2 separate regions of the Homo sapiens genome follow, and region 2 is linked to region 1. Evidence: chromatin loops called from intact Hi-C (ENCODE). Cell type or tissue: Caco-2. All regions are shown on one strand. Links, peaks and the distances in the headings refer to the core of each region. The heading gives the core; the rest is flanking DNA.

Region 1 (10,108 bases), core at 489-8,488:
GTGCACTAGCCAGAGCTTCCAACACTATGTTGAATAGGAGTGGTAAGAGAGGGCATCCCTGTCTTGTGCCAGTTTTCAAAGGGAATGCTTCCAGTTTTTGTCCATTCAGTATGATATTTTCTGTGGGTTTGTCATAGATAGCTCTTATTATTTTGAGATACGTCCCATCAATACCTAATTTATTGAGAGTTTTTAGCATGAAGGATTGTTGAATTTTGTCAAAGGCCTTTTCTGCATCTATTGAGATAATCATGTGGTTTTTGTCTTTGGTTCTGTTTATAAGCTGGATTACGTTTATTGATTTTCGTACATTGAACCAACCTTGCATCCCAGGGATGAAACCAACTTGATCATAGTGGATAAGCTTTTTGATGTGCTGCTGGATTCAGTTTGCCAGTATTTTATTGAGGATTTTTGCATCAATGTTCATCAAGGATATTGGTCTAAAATTCTCTTTTTTTGTTGTGTCTCTGCCAGGCTTTGGTATCAGGATGATGCTGGCCTCATAAAATGAATTAGGGAGGAATCCCTCATTTTCTATTGATTGGAATAGTTTCAGAAGGAATGGTACCAGCTCCTCCTTGTACCTCTGGTAGAACTTGGCTGTGAATCCACCTGGTCCTGGACTTTTTTTGGTTAGTAAGCTATTAATTATTGCCTTAATTTCTAAGCCTGTTATTGGTCTATTCAGAGATTCAACTTCTTCCTGGTTTAGTCTTGGGAGGGCGTATGTGTCAAGGAATTTATCCATTTCTTCTAGATTTTCTAGTTTATTTGCATAGAGGTGTTTATAGTATTCTCTGATGGTAGTTTGTATTTCTGTGGGATGGGTGGTGATATCCCCTTTGTCATTTTTTATTGCATCTATTTGATTCTTCTCTCTTTTCTTCTTAATTAGTCTTGCTAGTGGTCTATCAATTTTGTTGATCTTTTCAAAAAACCAGCTCCTGGATTCATTGATTTTTTGAAGAGTTTTTTGTGTCTCTATTTCCTTCAGTTCTGCTCTGATCTTAGTTATTTCTTGCCTTCTGCTAGCTTTTGAATGTGTTTGCTCTTGCTTCTCTGGTTCTTTTAATTGTGATGTTAGGATGTCAATTTTAGATCTTTCCTGCTTTCTCTTGTGGGCATTTAGTGCTATAAATTTCCCTCTACACACTGCTTTGAATGTGTCCCAGAGATTCTGGTATGTTGTGTCTTTGTTCTCGTTGGTTTCAAAGAACATCTTTATTTCTGCCTTCATTTCGTTATGTACCCAGTAGTCATTCAGGAGCAGGTTGTTCAGTTTCCATGTAGTTGAGCGGTTTTGAGTGAGTTTCTGAATCCTGAGTTCTAGTTTGATTGCCCTGTGGTCTGAGAGAGAGTTTGTTATAATTTCTGTTCTTTTACATTTGCTGAGGAGAGTTTTACTTCCAACTATGTGGTCAATTTTGGAATAGGTGTGGTGTGGTGCTGAAAAGAATGTATATTCTGTTGATTTGGGGTGGAGAGTTCTGTAGATGTCTATTAGGTCTGCTTGGTGCAGAGCTCAGTTCAATTCCTGGATATCCTTGTTAACTTTCTGTCTCATTGATCTGTCTAATGTTGACAATGGGGTGTTAAAGTCTCCTATTATTATTGTGTGGGAGTCTAAGTGTCTTTGTAGGTCACTAATGTGCTTTATGAATCTGGGTGCTCCTGTATTGGGTGCATATATATTTAGGATAGTTAGCTCTTCTTGTTGAATTGATCCCTTTACCATTATGTAATGGCCTTCTTTGTCTCTTTTGATCTTTGTTGGTTTAAAATCTGTTTTATCCGAGACTAGGATTGCAACCCCTGCCTTTTTTTGTTTTCCATTTGCTTGGTAGATCTTCCTCCATCCCTTTATTTTGAGCCTATGTGTGTCTCTGCACGTGAGATGGGTTTCCTGAATACAGCACACTGATGGGTCTTGACTCTTTATCCAATTTGCCAGTCTGTGTCTTTTAATTGGAGCATTTAGCCCATTTACATTTAAGGCTAATATTGTTATGTGTGAATTTGATCCTGTCATTATGATGTTAGCTGGTTATTTTGCTCGTTAGTTGATGCAGTTTCTTCCTAGCCTCGATGGTCTTTACAATTTGGCATGTTTTTGCAGTGCCTGGTACCGGTTGTTCCTTTCCATGTTTGTGCTTCCTTCAGGAGCTCTTTTAGGGCAGACCTGGTGGTGACAAAATCTCTCAGCATTTGCTTGTCTGTAAAGTATTTTATTTGTCCTTCACTTATGAAGCTGAGTTTGGCTGGATATGAAATTCTGGGTTGTAAATTCTTTTCTTTAAGAATGTTGAATATTGGCCCCCACTCTCTTCTGGCTTGTAGAGTTTCTACTGAGAGATCAGCTGTTAGTCTGATGGGCTTCCATTTGTGGGTAACCTGACCTTTCTCTCTGGCTGCCCTTAACATTTTTTCCTTCATTTCAACTTTGTTGAATCTGACAATTATGTGTCTTGGAGTTGCTCTTCTCGAGGAGTATCTTTGTGGTGTTCTCTGTATTTCCTGAATGTGAATGTTGGCCTGCCTTGCTAGATTGGGGAAGTTCTCCTGGATAATATCCTGCAGAGTGTTTTCCAACTTGGTTCCATTCTCCCTGTCACTTTCAGGTACACCAATCAGACGTAGATTTGGTCTTTTCACATAGTCCCATATTTCTTGGAGGCTTTGTTTTTTTCTTTTTATTCTTTTTTCTCTAAACTTCTCTTCTTGCTTCATTTCATTCATTTCATCTTCCATTGCTGATACCCTTTCTTCCAGTTGATCACATTGGCTACTGAGGCTTGTGCATTTGTTACGTAGTTCTCGTGCCGTGGTTTTCAGCTCCATCAGTTCCTTTAATGACTTCTCTGCATTGGTGATTCTAGTTAGCCATTTGTCTAATTTTTTTTCAAGGTTTTTAACTTCTTTGCCATTGGTTTGAATTTCCTCCTTTAGCTCGGAGTAGTTTGATCTTCTGAAGCCTTCCTCTCTCAACTTGTCAAAGTCATTCTCCATCCAGCTTTGTTTCATTGCTGGTAAGGAGCTGCGTTCCTTTGGAGGAGGAGAGGCACTCTGATTTTTAGAGTTTCTGGTTTTTCTGTTCTGTTTTGTCCGCATCTTTGTGGTTTTATCTACCTTTGGCCTTTGATGATGGAGACGTACAAATGGGTTTTGGTGTGAATGTCCTTTCTGTTTGTTAGTTTTCCTTCTAACAGTCAGGACCCTGAGCTGCAGGTCTGTTGGAGTTTTCTGGAGGTCCACTCCAGACCCTGTTTACCTGGGTATCAGCAGCAGTGGCTGCAGAACAGCGGATATTGGTGAACCACAAATGCTGCTGCCTGATCGTTCCTCTGGAAGTTTTGTCTCAGAGGAGTATTTGGCCATGTGAGATGTCAGTCCGCCCCTACTGGGCGGTGCCTCCCAGTTAGGCTACTTGGGGTCAGGGACCCACTTGAGGAGGCTGTCTGCCCATTCTCAGATCTCAAGCTGCGTGCTGGGAGAACCACTACTCTCTTCAAAGCTGTCAGACAGGGACATTTAAGTCTGCAGAGGTTACTGCTGCCTTTGGTTTGTCTGTGCCCTGCCCCCAGAGGTGGAGCCTACATCGGCAGACAGGCCTCCTTGAGCTGTGGTGGGCTCCACCCAGTTCGAGCTTCCCAGCTGCTTTGTTTACCTACTCAAGCCTCAGCTATGGCAGGCGCCCCTCCCCCAGCCTCGCTGCTGCCTTGCAGTTTGATCTCAGACTGTTGTGCTAGCAATGAGCGAGGCTCCGTGGGCTTAGGACCCTCTGAGCCATGTGCAGGATATAATCTCCTGGTGTGCTGTTTGTTAAGCCTGTTGGAAAAGCGCAGTATTAGGGTGGGACTGACCCGATTTTGCAGGTGCCATCTGTCACCCCTTTCTTTGACTAGGAAAGGGAATTCCCTGACCCCTTGTGCTTACCAGGTGAGGTGATGCCTCGCCCTGCTTCGGCTCATGCTTGGTGCGCTGCACCCACTATCCTGCACCCACTGTCCGGTACTCCCCAGTGAGATGAACCCGGTACCTCAGTTGGAAATGCAGAAATCACCCATCTTCTGCATCGCTCATGCTTGGAGCTGTAGACTGGAGCTGTTCCTGTTCGGCCATCTTGGCTCCACCCCCATTTTACATTTATTATTATTATTTTGAGACAAGGTCTTGCCCTGTCATCGAGGCTGGAGTGCAGTGGAGGCCATCATGACTCACTGAAGCCTTGATTTTTGTGGGTTTAAGCAATCCTCCCATCTCAGCCTCCTGAGTAGCTGGGACTACAGGTGCATGACACCACACCTGGCTAATTTTTAATTTTTTTGTAGAGAGGATCTGAATATGTTGCTAGGGTGGTCTCCAACTCCTGGGTTCAAGTGATCCTCCCGCCTGGTCCTCTCAAAGAGCTGGGATTATAGGCATGAGCTACTGTGCCTGGCCTTTTTTTTTTTTTTTTTTTTTCCCTAAAACAAAGCTCTTGGGATGCAAAGGTAATGTTCTCATTCACTCCCTTCCTCATCACCCAGGCATTACTTAGTCCTTTTATATTAAGGAGGTTGGGAACTGTGGGTGGGGGTAGGGGTGGGAGGTGGAAGTTGTGGGAGTGGTAGGCTGTTCAAGTTTTTCCTTAGAACAACAGTGACATCCTGTGGCCAATTTATAGAATAGAGGCTATTAAGCAGAGTGGGTATGGATTCTCTACTTGAAGACAAAAATTACTATGAACCAAATTAATCAGACTTTGCATTAAATTCAGAGAATTTAGGGAATGCTCATTATTTACAGGAATTATGATGTTGCTTTTATAGGTATTATTTTCTTACATTATTTTATATTTTCCCTAGATAACCTGGGGAATTAATTCTGCATATATTTTGTGTCGAAGAGCAGCCATCACATTCAGAACCCCTAAAATTGTATGGAAAATGTTGTGTGTATGTGTATGTCTAGGGAAACGAGCTCTTGTTTTTATAACATGCTCCTCTGGTTCCCCGGACTCTCACAATCCTTAGCATTGCTACCTTAGAGCATGTTTCTAACAATGCCGTTATGATAGACTTTGGATTAGCTTCATCAATGTCTTTTTCTCTGGAAGCTGCCATTTCTTCTAGCAAACCATGCTCATCCTATGTTAAAAACAACTTTGTGGCTGGGCATGGTGGCTCACGCCTGTAATCCCAGCACTTAAGTCTCGCTCTGTCACCCAGGCTAGAGTGCAGTGGCGCAATCTCGGCTCACTGCAACCTCTGACTCCCAGGTTCAAGCGATTCTCCAGTCTCAGCCTCCCGAGTAGCTGGGACTACAGGCACCGTCACCATGCTGGGCTAATTTTTTGTATTTTGGCTAATTTTTTTGTATTTTTAGTAGAGATGGGATTTCGCCATGTTGGCCAGGCTGGTCTTGAACACCTGACCTCAGGTGATCCACCTGCCTCGGCCTCCCAAAGTGCTGAGATGATAGGCTTGAGCCACCACACTCAGCCAAAAACAACTTTAAAAGAGAAAAGAAAAAACGAAAGAAAAGCAAAGAAAACAAAAGCAAGAATAATAGGATCAGATAGCATTGCAACATCATATAGTGGAAAAAGCAATGGAATATAAATCAGTCCCAAATCTATTACTTGCTGCAGGTCTGAGCTAAGTCAAGTTAGTTAATCTTTGAGTCTTGGTTTTTTCATCTGCAAAATGGAGATAAGTAATATCAGAGAATTATTTCTCTGATATAAACACAATTATATCAGAGAATAATATCAGAGAATCAATTGGTAGGGATGAGTTTTTCGATGCAACACCAAAAGTACAATCCATGAAAGAAAAAAGTGGTTTGTGGGATTTTATTAAAATTTAAAACTTCTGCTCTGCAAAAGATACTGTTTAGAGTATGGAAAGACAAGACACAGACTAAGAAAAAATATTTGCAAAACACATATGATAAAGAACTTGTATTCAAAGTATACAAAGAATCCACTGGGAAAATTTATGCTTATGTTTGAAAATAATAATGGCCTATACGAACATAAGAATTTTAACTATAGCCGGGCACAGTGGCTCATGCCCATAATCCCAACACTTTGGGAGGCTGAGGCGGGCAGATCACAAGGTCAGGAGTTCGAGACCAGCCTGGCCAACATACTGAAACCCCGTCTCTACCAAAAATACGAAAATTGGCAGGCATGGTGGCACATGCCTGTAATCCCAGCTACTCAGGAGGCTGAGGCAGGAGAATTGTTTGAACCCGGAGGTGGAGGTTGAAGTGAGCTGAGATCGCGCCACTGCACTCCAGCCTAGGCGATAGATCAAGACTCTGTCTCAAAAAAAAGAACCAAACAAACAAAAAAAGAATTTTAACTATAGCACTTATATGTTTTTTAAAACAATACATGATCACATACAAAACATAAAAGTGAAATGAGAAAAGTCTAAAGAAAAAATTCAATTAATCCTATCACTCAGCAGAAGTAACTGTTGACATTTTAATGTATTCTTTCCTTTTTGCTAGATATACACATATGTATTATTAGTTAACTGATGTTTAAAGTTGCCTTATTTCTCTACCTCAGAGGACCTGGATTTCTCCTGAGAGAATGAGGACGGCCTTTCTAACACTGAGGAACAGAATATTAAATCCTGTTCTATAGCATGGCATCTGCCAACCCCTGGATTCTCACCTGGGTCAGAGTTGGGAAGAGAAGGCAGATATATCCCTTTGGAGCATCCTTTCTGGCTTCTCCAGCCTCTGAACAGATCTTGTTTGTATCTGGGTGTGTGTAGATTTGAATGAGCTGGTGTGAGATGTGCACACACACAGGAAAAGAAAGAAAGAAGGCTGAGGTCTACATATTGCATTGCTGGCTGCCCACTACCTAGATGGTGTCAGGAGGCCTCTGCCCAAGGCTTTTACTTTTTTCTTTTTTTTCTTTTTTTTTTTGAGACAGAGTTTCGCTCTTGTTGCCCAGGCTGGAGTGCAGTAGCATGACCTCGGCTCACTGCAACCTCCGCCTCCCGGGTTCAAGAAATTCTCCAGCCTCAGCCTCCATTGTAGCTGGGATTACAGGCACCTGCCACCATGCCCAGCTGAATATTTGTATTTTCTTTTTTTTAGTAGAGACGGGGTTTCACTATGTTGGCCAGGCTGGTCTTGAACTCCTGACCTCAGGTGATCCACCCGCCTCGGCCTCACAAAGTGATGGGATTACAGGTGTGAGCCACCGTGCCCAGCCCGGCTTTTTCTTATCTTTGGAACATTTTTATTGAAGCATAACGTAAATACAGAAAAGTGTAAAAACCATAAAAACCAGAATTTTCAAATTGAATGCAGCTAGATCAAGATACATGACCAACACTCCAGAAACCTCCTATGCTAGCTTGCAGTGATTACCTGCTGCAATAAGTAATCTGACTTCTAATATCATAGACTACTTTTGTCTGCCAAACAGACTTAAATTCAATAATGGACTTGATAAAGGGAACTATAATAACTTCATTAACACCCTGAAAAGAGTAAAGTTGCATCTGATGATATAAATAATTTGTAATCGAATTTCAACAAGAGGATGGGGTCAACCAGGTAGGCCCATGGGCTCTGATGCGGAAAGGCATCATGATGGTCATGGACGTGGGCAGTTCAACTCATCTCTCTTAGAAGCATTGGGGTGACACAGAACCTCTGATTGAAATCATGTCTATCCTGTGCCTGATCAACTGCTTTAAATATTGCCCTTCCAAATTCAGATATCCAAATCCTTATCAGTTTCCCTGACTCATGTCCTGCCAGAGAAAACTAATCTCCACAGCCATCCCCTTGTTCCAATTTTTGTTAGCTTGAAGCTAACCCTCTTGCCTGCCCTGATCCAGTCCACTGTAACCTTAACTAGTCCCTCTCATCCTAATTTGTAGTTAGACTTTTGAAAGATCCGGGCCTAGATAATTCACTGAGAAAACTAGAGAGGAAAATATAAAGAGTGATATTTAAAGAACTGAAAAGAGTAGGAAAGAATATGGGAATTATTTTGCATATGGTAACTTTCAGGACATGGGGCTTCCCAGTTTCCTCGTCTAGACTAGAGCAGGGGCCAGAACAGGGAAGTCGAAATAGGTCTTAAGGCTCGTAGTAGTTCATTTTGGATCTGATACAATAACTTATCAAACAGAGCAGAGTCAAAAATTTTCTATATATCCTGGTTAAAAGTTATCTATCCATTCTCTACAGAAATTTTAGTTTTTTTCCCATGTTCTTCAGCATATCTTCTCCCCCATTGCTGGCTGGAAATCATTAAAGCAGCCATGAAGGCTGTCTTAAGACAGTCAGTGTTAGCAGGAGTCCATGGGGATTTTGTGAGCCCTGTATACACTGTAATGAGGTGTAGGGAGTTGGAGATACACATAGGGTAAGGGTGATTTAGAGCATCATTTATAACAGAATACAGGAGATGGAGTTGCAGGAGACCTTAGAGGTTAAATAGATCATTCTCCTACTCAGTGAAGTAATCCCTTTGACAATAACCTTGATAGATGGTTATTTAACGTCTGCTTGAACATTTTCAGTGATTTCCAGCCAATGACGAGAGGCTCACTGCTTATCTAGGCAGGTCGTTTTATTTATTCTCAACTTGATAGAAAGCTTTCCTGTATAGTGGTTTGAGATCTGCCTTCTTGTAACTACTCCCTGGGGGACACAGTTTTTTCCCTCAAGAGTAACACAGAATAGGCCTCAGTAAACTACTTGGACATTTTTCTAATATAGTAGGAGAGTTACCATGTCATTCCTTCTCTTCTCCAGGCTAAATAGTCCTAATCCTTTCTATCATCCTCTAATCATCTTGGTCACCTTCCTTTAGATGCTGTTGATTTTTATCAATGTCCCAAATAAAACACAATATTATAGATGCAGTCTGGCTACTTTAGAGTCCAGTGGGTCTGTAGCTTTGTTTGTTCTGGATTGAATACTTCCATTAATGCATCTCAAGCTGTTTCTTTTGATGGTTAAGTCATACTTTTGGCACGGCTGAGCTGTATTCAACAAAAACTGTCCTATCTTTAAAATATTTACATAGTTAAAAAATTAACATATAGTAAAAGGGACATTTTTAGTGTGCAATTCTATGAGTCTTAACACATGTATAGATTTGTGTAACTACTGCCGTAATCAGGACCTAGAACAGTGCCATCACTCCAAAAACCTCCCTCCCGCTACACATTTGCTGTCATAGCCTCCTGGGACCCCCTAGCCCTGGAATCTACAAATCTGTTTTCTATTACTAAAAGTTTGTCTTTTCATGAATGTTACATAAATGGAATCATTCAGAATGTAATTCTCAATTGTTTTTACTCACAACACTTCTGACATCTAATGTGCATTTTTTTTTTCTCACACTAACCAATTCCCCAACTTTCTGGACACCAACTCGGTGTTCTAAAATTCACTTCAGGCACTGATGCTTGGAGTTGGAAAAGATTCTACTCATTAAGGGTGTAATATCACAAGACAGCCTCTGCTCTGGGCCACCCATACTTAAGGCTGACAGAGGATAAAGTCAGTGAGTTCCCAAAACCCCCTCTTCACGTTCAATAATTTGCTAGAATGGCTCACAGAACTCAGGAAAGTGCTCTACTTACTGTTGCCAGTTTATTATAAAGGATACAACTCAGGATCAGCCACATGGGAGAGATGTGCGGGGTGTGGTAAGGGCAAAGGGGTGCAGAGCTTCCAGGCCCTCTCAGGTGCACCACCCCTTCCAGCACCTCAATGTGTTCACTAACCTGGAGGCTCTCAGAACCCCATTGTTGAGTGTTTTTATGGAGGTTCCATCTATAAACATAAGCAAAATCGATTAAATCATTGGCCATTGGTGATTAACTCAGTCTCCATTCCCTTTCCCCTCCCTAGAGGTCTGGGGATGGGGCCGAAAGTCCCAACCATGTAATCACGTAATTGGTTCCTCTAGCAACCAGTCCCCATCCTGAAGCTATCTAGGAGCCCACTAAGTCACTTTATTAATATAAACTCAAATATGGTGGAAAGGGGCTTGTTATGAACGACAAAAGACATTCCTATCATCCCCATCACTCAGGAAGTTTTAGGAGCTCTGTGTCAGGAACCAGGGACA
Region 2 (10,108 bases), core at 1,299-9,298, 340 kb before region 1:
ATGGTTTGTAAATTTAGGGAACTGGAAATCAACTAAATGTTCACCACAAAAGAATGGGTAACTAAATTAAATTGTGATATAATTAAATAATGAAATTCTATACAGTGAGAAAAATAAACTAGATCTACATGAATTGACATTGATAAATTTCACAAACATAATGCTGAGTTTAAAAAGAGATTTCAGAAGAAATATAAGTAGCAACCCCCAGTCACTGTGACAATGAAAAATCCCACCTACATTTCGAAACAGCTTCTTAATTATGAGGCTGGTTACTGCTCCCAGCCTCATATTAAGAACATTTAGTCTAGGGTAATAGCATTGCTCTATTTTGAAGATTTGGTTTTGTTACTGAATTGGGCTTGTTCTGCCTGTTGCACAATATGCCCAATCACTGAGACATCAAATTTTGCTGCAGAGAAAGGGTTTATTCATGAAGCAGCCAAGTGAGGAGACAGGAGAACAGATCTCAAATCCAGCTCCCAAAGATGGGGTTTTAGGGTATTTACGGGATAAAGGAGCAAGGTGGTCTGAGGCATGGGGAAAGGTAATTGGGGTAAGAAACAGTGAGGCAACTGGTGCTGTGCACAAGCATAGTCAAGCTTCATAGCTCTTCATAGGACACATGTCCACAAAATTGCAGCTTTAGCATGATCTGAGGGTGGAGCTCTTGGTCCTGTGATGCCAAAAGGTCACCCATTGGACACTCATGCAGGCCCAGTTGAAGAGTTGTTGGTCTCAGCTGGCTTAAGCTGGACAAGAGCTAACTCTAAGTTCCTGAAAAACAAGCAACCATTACCATGGTGACCTATATCTCAGATATGTAATCTGTAAGGAAGCTAATGGAATTTTATGTATATATTGCTTAGCTACATGACTTTTAGCTATTAAATATGTAGCTTTTAAAATTAACTAAAAACAAATGAGACAAGTTAAGTTTGGTGGGCCAAATCAGGTTAGCCCTCAGTTTCAGGTTGAAATGCTTATTAGACATCAAGGTAAAGATGTCAAGTAGGCAGTTGGTATGAGTTTGAAGAAGTCAGGGTTAAAGATATAAATTTTGGAACTATTAGTATATAGCAGACATTTTAAGTCATGTCATTATATGAGCTCTCCTAAAAAGAGTATAGACAACAAAGATGGGAGGATCCCAGACTGACCCCTCTAGCATTCGAATTTTTTGGATAATGAATAAAAGAAGAGAAGCCTGTACAGCAGCTAGAATAAGCAGACCCTGAGAGGTGCTATGAAAATATGGCACCATAGAAGCTAAAGAGTGGAATGTTTCAAGGAAGGAGGGACCAACTGAGTACATATTGCTGAGAAGATGCTATGGATTGTGTATGGGTCATGAGGATGGATCCCTTATGAGTGGCTTGGTGCTGTTCTTGTAGTAGCCAGTAACTTTCCCTTCTGATTGGCTCTCAGAGGAATGGGTTAGTTCCCATGAGAATGGGTTGTTATGAAACAATGGGTTGTTATACCAGGGTGCCCCTCAGATTTGGTCTTTCTTCACACATGCCTGCTTCTCTTTGACCTTTTCCACCATGTTTGACTCAGCAGAAAAGCCCTTACTGGGAGCCAAGAAGATGCTGGTGGGTGTCATGCTTCTTGTACAGCCTGCGAAATTGTGAGCCAAATAAACCTCTTTTAAAAAAAATTATCCAGCCTCGGGTATTCATTTATAGCAACACAAAACAGACTAAGACAGAAGATTTGCAAGCTGACCTAAACCAATTTTGTCATTGTGGCAGATACTGTCACTTATCTCTTGGCTCTCTCCTTCCTATATAATAATAAAATCACCTGTGGCTTTCAACAAAATGTATGGCCAATCAGAAATAAAAACTACATTTTTCCAGCCTTCCTTGAAGCTTAGTAAGACAATGTCTGGCCTATGAGACATGAGTGGAAGTGATGTGTGCAACTTCCAGGTAATTCTTAAATGCAATGAATTTATTCTCTTACCTCACTTTCTCTTTTCTTCAACTAGCTAGATGTGGATGATGAGCAAAACTGGACCAAGCAAATGAAGGAAACACCATAGGTGTGGCAAAGCAGCAAGATAGAAGGAAGCCAAGTCCCAACATCCTGTAGTTCCATACCAACTCTGATGGCTTCGTAGAATGGACTTATCATTCTAACCTGGACTTTAAATGCGAGGGGGAAAAAAATCCATGAAAAATTATTCAAGGCAGATGATTATAATATTTTAGACTTTTGGTTAGGGCAATTGAGAGAATTCATCACTAAGGGGCAGAAAACTCAACTAAATCAAAACTCCAGGCCAAGAGTACCACTCTGAAGGCTGCTAGGCTTGCTAAGTTTTTCTATTTCTGTGTGTGTGTGTGTGTGTGTGTGTGCGCGCGCACGCGCGCGCGCAAGATGAATATCAGATTGCCTAAAAGCCAGAAATCTAGGGTCTCCCTGAATTTTGGGAATAGATTGTAGGACTACTTTTGTGTTTTCTTGCTAATAGATGTTTGAAGGTGAATCTTGTCTACAAAAACTTCCTTCATTGTAATAAGTCATATGAAAGTGAGGTTATTAAGGGGAGACCTAGAGCCCACCCCTATGTCTAACAATTGGTGACCTCCACTATCCTCTAAATTATCTAATAATTGTGAACAGCCAAATTTACTTGGGTCAATTTGCTATATTTGGCAAGTGGACGAGATCAGCATGCATAAAATGATAAGTAGATCTTCTATAGAAGACAGTACATGGAAGTTGATAAAACAGCACAGATTCTTTACCAAGACTTCATGTAAAATAAAATAACTGTGACAGATAAAGAGAAAAGAAGGGCCTTTGGGGGCTAAACATTTTTTTAATTGAATTATATCACACAAACTATAAGGTGCATGAATTTTAAGTGCTCAATGAAGTTTCACAAGTGAACACCACCTTGTAATTACCATCCAGATTGAGATATAGAACATTTCAGCACTCCAGAAAGTTCCTTTGGGCTCCTCTCTCAGTCAATACCCTCCTTAAAAGTAACTACCATTGATTAGCTTTGCCTGTTCTAGGTCATGTAGTATGTATATATCTGGGTCTCAGTTTGGACAGCTATAACAAAATATCATAGACTGGGTGTCTTAAACAACAGAAATTTATTGCTCGCAGTTTTGAAGGCTGAGAAGTCCAAGATCAAGATGCTGTTAGATCTGGTGTCTCATGATGACCTGCTTCCTGGTTTGCAGATGGCCATCTTCTTCATGTATCCTTACATGGTGAAAAGCAGAAAGGAAGTAAACTCTCCAGTCTCTTCTTACAAGGCACTAAATCCCATTCATGAGGTAGAATTCTACCATCATGATCTTATTACCTCCCAAAGGCCCCACTTCCTAATACCATCCCACTGGAGGTTAGGATGTCAATGTATGAATTTTGGGGAACTACAAACAGTCCACAACATGTGGTATACGCACATACCACAACTGATTTATCCATTCTTCCATTTCTTTTCCTTTTTTTGAGACAGAGGCTCACTCTGTTGCACAGGCTAGAGTGCAGTGGCGCAATCTCGGCTCACCGCAACCTCTACCCCCCTGGGTTCAAGTGATTCTCGTGCCTCAATATCCCAAGTAGCTGGGATTATAGGTGCCTGCCACCATGCATGGCTAATTTTTGTACTGTTTTAAGTAGAGACAGGGTTTTGCCATGTTGGCCAGGCTTGTTTCAAACTTCTGACCTCAAGGGATCCATCCACCTTGGCCTCCCAAAGTGCTGGGATTACAGGAGTGAGCCACGACGTCTGGCCCATTCTTCTGTTTCTGACCATTTTGTTGTTTCTAGTTTTTTGCTGTTATGAATAAAGCTATTCTGAACGTTCTTCTCCATGTCTTCTGCACTCATTTCTGTTAGGTGTATGCCTAAGAATGAAATTATGGGTCACAGGGCAGGCGTGTGTTTAGCTCTAATATATATTGCTAAACAGCTTTCCAAAGTGGTCATATCATTTTTCACTCACACCAGCAATGTAGTTGCTAAACATTCTGGACAATGCACTGTCATGTTTTAAAGCCAGATATTATTTTTTTATTTTAATTTTTATTTTTATATATTTAGGGAGTACCAGTGCAACATGTACATATTACGTAGCGGTGAAGCCTGGGCTTTTAGTGCATCCATCACCTAAATAGTGAACATTGTACCCAATAGGTAATTTTTCAGTCCTCACCCCTGCTCTCACCCTCCCACCTTTTGTAATCTCCAGTGTCCATTATTCCACTCTAAGCCACATATAATATTAATATTAAAAGCTCATGCTTACAATAAGTAAACTACGTAGCGAAGAGACAAAATAAGTACATGCTTACAATAAGTACATGCTTACAATAAGTAAACTACGTAGTGAAGACACAAAATAAAGTTGGTGAATAAAAATGCACACTTGAAAAGTTTTAGAAAGGCCGGGCGCGGTGGCTCACGCCTGTAATCCCAGCACTTTGGGAGGCCGAGGCGGGCGGATCACGAGGTCAGGAGATTCAGATCATCCTGGCTAACACGGTGAAACCCAGTCTCTACTAAAAATACAAAAAAACTAGCCAGGCATGGTAGTGGGCGCCTGTAGTCCCAGCTACTCGGGAGGCTGAGGCAGGAGAATGGCGTGAACCTGGGAGGCGGAGCTTGCAGTGACCCGAGATCGCGCCACTGCACTCCAGCCTGGGCGAGAGCGAGACTCCGTCTAAAAAAAAAAAAAAAGAAAAGAAAAGAAAGAAAAGTTTTAGAAAGAATCGAACAATTACTCCTGTTTCTAGTGTAGGAGGAAAGAGAGACACATTAAAAATTATTCTTTCAGATGAAGGCTGCTGACAGTTGAAATAGTTAATTAACACTGGCTTCTTTCTCCCTAATCCGAAGCAGTCTTTTCTTTCATTGGCTTCTGAAAAGCTATTTAGTCTCCTGCCTACATGTAGAGGTAACACAGGAAGGCTTTGGCCAGTGCTGAGATGGCTGGGATCACTCAACTAGTCCACTAACTGGAATTAAAGTCAACAGTAGTAATAAGGGTTTCCAGTGGTGCATGCCAGTAGTCCCAACCACTCAGGGGGATCCCTTGAGCTCAGGAGTTGGAAACCAGCCTGGACAACATAGAGCTAAACCATCTCTTGAAGGAAAAAAAAAAAAAAAAAAAGGCTGGGCGCAGTAGCTCACGCTTGTAATCCTAGCACTTTGGGAGGCCAAGGTGGGCGGATCACGAGGTCAGGAGTTCGAGACCAGCCTGACCAACATGGTGAAACCCAGTCTCTACTAAAAAATACAAAAATTAGCCAGGCATGGTGGTGCGCACCTGTAATCCCAGCTACTCGAGAGGCTGAGGCAGGGGAATCGCTTGAACCTGGGAGGCGGAGGTCGCGGTGAGCTGAGATCGTGCCATTGCACTCCCGCCTGGGCAACAGAGTGAGACTCCGTCTCAAAAAAAAAAAAAAAATTCTGAAGGCTTAGTTAACTTTATCTGTCATCCAGATGAAACCCCAATGATTTATGATTTGGAGAATTCTCTGGCATCTGTAGAGTGCCCGACATCCTCAAAGTTTTCAGTAGCATCTCTCCAGCTTATTCCCTTAAGACTTCTTTCCCACCAGGATGCTCTGCCAGGAATTTGGTCAAATCGTACACCCAGGTGCTTTTGCTATGATTGTGCTTTGAATCTCCTCCAGGGCGCAGCACTTCACGGCCTTGTCCGACTGCTGGGCCATCTCGGAGGGCTGCGAGCCAGTCCCAGCTCACACAGCGGTGCCCTGCCAGCAGCGTGCGCCTCTCATCAAGCTCCGTCGGGGACATTCCCCGCCCGCACCAGGGACCCCTGCCAGAGGCGGGGCAGCCGGTCTGTCATTCTCTTAAATTTTGGCCACATGGTGGTGTGGTGGTATCTCATTGCGCCTTTAATTTGCATTTCCTTGATTTACAATGTTAAGCACCTTTTCAGATGCACATTTGCCATTTGATGTCCTCCTTTGTTCAGGGCCTTGCCCATTTAAAGATTGTGAGAGTTGGCCAGAAGCGGTGGCTCACGACTGTAATCCCAGCACTTTGGGAGGCCAGGAGTTTGAGACCAGCCCGGGCAACATAGTGAGACCCAGACCTTGAATCTACAAAAAATAATTTAAAAATTAGCCAGATGTGTCTCTTAAAAAAAAAAAGTGTGTGTTTTTAATTAATTTTTACCAATTTTATCAATTAGGATTTTTATAAATTAGGATGCTTCCAATTTTATCAATTAGGATTACCAATTTTATCAATTCTTCCAATTTTATCAATTAGGATTCTTTATATGAATCTGGATATGAAGGTTACATCAGATGTAGGAATTGTGGATTTCTTCCCCCCAGTCTACGGCTTTCTTTTTCACTCTCCTATTGGTATCTTTGGATAATTAGTGCTTTTTATGTTGCATTTAAAAAATCATTGCCTACTCCAAATGTTCAGAGATATTCTCCCCTAATTTCTTTTAGAATCTGTATTGTTTTATTTTCACATTTAGTTGTATGATTCATGTTAAATTAATTTTGGGGCATAATATAAGGCAGATGGCAAAGTTCCTTCTTTTTCTATATGGATGAACAATAATTGCTCCAGCAAAATTTGTTGAAAAGATTGTTACCACGTCTAATTCTAATTCTAGAATGGTTATCCAAATTTTAAAAAATAGCTTTTTTTTTTTTTTTGAAACAAGGTCTAGCTCTGTTGCCCAGGTTGGAGTGCAGTGGTATGATCATGGCTTCCTGCAGCCTTGAACTCCTGGGCTCAGGTGATCCTCCCATCTTAGTTAGCCTCCAGAGTAGCTGGGACTACAAGGCTCATGCTACCACACATACCCAGATAATTTTTAAATTCTTTTGTAGAGACAGAGTCTCACTGTATTGCTCAGGCTGGTCATGAACTCCTGGCCTCAAGCAATCCTCCCACCTTGGTCTTCCAAAGTGCTGGGATTACAGGTGTGAGCTACTGTGCCCTGCCTAGAATGAGATTTTTTTAAAGAAATGAAAATAGCCACATAAAAAATCCAGGTACTAAGCAGATAGAAGATAATTCTCCTTTGATCATATCCACCTTAGGGGTAAGACTATGCTGATCCCTTGAAAATAAAGACAGTAATTAAAAATGATTTTAGAGGAAGTTAAATGTACAGTGAAGTTACTGCCTACACAAGGTTGATGTTACAAACTGTATCAGAGTCTCAGCAAGATTTTTTTTTTTTTTGAGATGGGGTCTCAAACTCTTGGGCTCTATGGATCCTCCCTCCTCAGCCTCCTGACTAGCTGGGATTACAGGTATGTGCTACCATGATCGTCTGGCAGCAGGAAAATGTAATAAACTACTTTTTACAAAGGTGTGGGAAGGGCATAAGTAAATTCTGAGGGATACTGTGGTACCCCAAAGTTAGTAATATTGAGGGCTCCATTACCATCCCAAGGGGAGGGTGGCGGAGCGAAAGGAGGAGCTAGTCACTGGTGAGAAAGACGACTGTACGGAGAGGTCCCTGAGGATGCATCCAAGCCATGCCAACCCTGCAGGAATGGAGCCAGGGGAATGAAGGCTGGAGTGAATGCCCCCCTCCCCCACTCTGTTGTTAGTGCTCTCCTCTGCGTAGATCAGCCTCCTGGTAGAGAAGGAGCTGGTGGAGAATGTATCTGGAGGAGAAAAAGAAGATCTAGCACACAAAACACAGGAAAACACTTAGTCCAAAAAGAGGAAGAGTGGATGTGTGTTACGTACTCAAGATCAGAGAAGGGTTTGCAGTGAAGCCAACAAAGTTTAAGCTTCAGGACCCCTCCATTATATTGGCCCTTTCCAAGGACCTGGGAGGGATCCTAATAATGTGTTCATAAGGTCATATGGTTTTGTTAAATTTGTAAAAGATATTTTAACCAAAATCATCAAACAACTGTTGTTCTTCCATTTCAAATCTCCCTCCATTCCACTTCCCCAGTGTTCAATGGTGCTGAAGTGACACAAGTATTTTGAGTTTCTGTCTAAAAAGAAGTTGAATTGAGAATAAACCACTATAAATGTAATTTGAGCAGGCATTTTTAAACATTTTAATAAGATGTGAAGAAATTACAGTTCCTAGTTTAAGAACTGAAAAAAACAGATAAAATTAATAGAATATGAAGCTAAAGTCATAAACATGAATGACAAAATCAGTGATTATTCTGTATTCAAGAAGCAAATTATAAGAGAGAAGTTTTCAAATCATACCAATATCAGTGATTCATTAAGAATAAATAAATTTCAAAAAAGAAATGAATAAGCTTCTTGGATAGTGTATAATCCAAATAACAAAGTGGAGCAATTCATAAGAATATATTGGAAAAAATTAAAATTTTTTATTATTTGAAAATAATGACCTCTCCCTCTCCCTCTCCCTCTCCCTCTCCCTCTCCCCCTCCCCTCCCCCTCCCCCTCCCCCTCCCCCTCCCCCTCCCTCTCCCTCTCCCCACGGTCTCCCTCTCATGCGGAGCCGAAGCTGGACTGTACTGCTGCCATCTCGGCTCACTGCAACCTCCCTGCCTGATTCTCCTGCCTCAGCCTGCCGAGTGCCTGCGATTGCAGGCACGCGCCGCCACGCCTGACTGGTTTTGGTGGAGACGGGGTTTCGCTGTGTTGGCCGGGCCGGTCTCCAGCCCCTAACCGCGAGTGATCCGCCAACCTCGGCCTCCCGAGGTGCCGGGATTGCAGACGGAGTCTCGTTCACTCAGTGCTCAATGGTGCCCAGGCTGGAGTGCAGTGGCGTGATCTCGGCTCACTACAACCTCCACCTCCCAGCCACCTGCCTTGGCCTCCCAAAGTGCCGAGATTGCAGCCTCTGCCCGGCCGCCACCCCGTCTGGGAAGTGAGGAGTGTCTCTGCCTGGCCGCCCATCGTCTGGGATGTGAGGAGCCCCTCTGCCCAGCCGCCCAGTCTGGGAAGTGAGCAGCGTCTCCGCCCGGCCGCCATCCCATCTAGGAAGTGAGGAGCGCCTCTTCCCAGCCGCCATCACATCTAGGAAGTGAGGAGCGTCTCTGCCCGGCCGCCCATCGTCTGAGATGTGGGGAGCGCCTCTGCCCCACCGCCCCATCTGGGATGTGAGGAGCGCCTCTGCCCGGCCGAGACCCCGTCTGGGAGGTGAGGAGCGTCTCTGCCCGGCCGCCCCGTCTGAGAAGTGAGGAGACCCTCTGCCTGGCAACCACCCCGTCTGAGAAGTGAGGAGCCCCTTCGCCCGGCAGCTGCCCCGTCTGAGAAGTGAGGAGCCTCTCCGCCCAGCAGCCACCCCATCTGGGAAGTGAGGAGCGTCTCCGCCCGGCAGCCACCCCGTCCGGGAGGGAGGTGGGGGGGGTCAGCCCCCCCGCCCGGCCAGCCGCCCCATCCGGGAGGGAGGTGGGGGGTCAGCCCCCCGCCCGGCCAGCCGTGCCATCCGGGAGGGAGGTGGGGGGGTCATGCCCCCCGCCCGGCCAGCCGCCCGGTCCGGGAGGTGATGGGGCGCCTCTGCCCGGCCGCCCCTACTGGGAAGTGAGGAGCCCCTCTGCCCGGCCAGCCGCCCCGTCCGGGAGGGAGGTGGGGGGGTCAGCCCTCCGCCCGGCCAGCCGCCCCGTCTGGGAGGTGAGGGGCGCCTCTGCCCGGCCGCCCCTACTGGGAAGTGAGGAGCCCCTCTGCCCGGCCAGCCGCCCCGTCCGGGAGGGAGGTGGGGGGGTCGGCCCCCCGCCCGGCCAGCCGCCCCGTCCGGGAGGGAGGTGGGGGTGTCGGCCCCCCGCCCGGCCAGCCGCCCCGTCCGGGAGGGAGGTGGGGGGGGTCAGCCCCCCTGCCCGGCCAGCCGCCCCGTCCGGGAGGTGAGGGGCGCTTTTGCCCGGCCGCCCCTACTGGGAAGTGAGGAGCCCCTCTGCCCGGCCAGCCGCCCCGTCCGCGAGGGAGGTCGGGGGGTCAGCCCCCCGCCCGGCCAGCCGCCCCGTCCGGGAGGGAGGTGGGGGGGGTCAGCCCCCCTGCCCCGGCCAGCCGCCCCGTCCGGGAGGTGAGGGGCGCCTCTGCCCGGCCGCCCCTACTGGGAAGTGAGGAGCCCCTCTGCCCGGCCAGCCGCCCCATCCGCGAGGGAGGTGGGGGGGTCAGCCCCCCTGCCCGGCCA

Evidence for each region. A loop is a pair of places that touch in the nucleus more often than their neighbours do. Peaks named below come from ENCODE experiments on the same cell type or tissue, not always from the same donor. Only the 100,000 strongest peaks of a DNase experiment are listed, where the experiment ranks them.
Region 2: it touches region 1 in a loop (12-fold over the local background); 3 of 110 quality-filtered maps call a loop at or near these places.

Annotation. Positions count from the first base shown.
Region 1 is chr2:169,446,811-169,456,918 of GRCh38, reverse strand. No RefSeq gene overlaps it. Among named protein-coding and RNA genes, the nearest start is that of BBS5, 28 kb to the left of the region's middle. RefSeq lists a silencer at 5,212-5,367. In Caco-2, for the core only: CTCF peaks have their summits at 4,435 and 4,634 (motif pointing left); a DNase peak (open chromatin) is centred at 3,678.
Region 2 is chr2:169,785,693-169,795,800 of GRCh38, reverse strand. It overlaps LOC124907905 (a long non-coding RNA gene), which reads right to left and starts at 2,150. Exons shown (of 2, transcript XR_007087290.1): 1 at 1,969-2,150; 2 at 408-777. It also overlaps the pseudogene CYB5AP2. RefSeq lists an enhancer at 5,598-6,277. In Caco-2, for the core only: a CTCF peak has its summit at 5,757; a DNase peak (open chromatin) is centred at 5,720.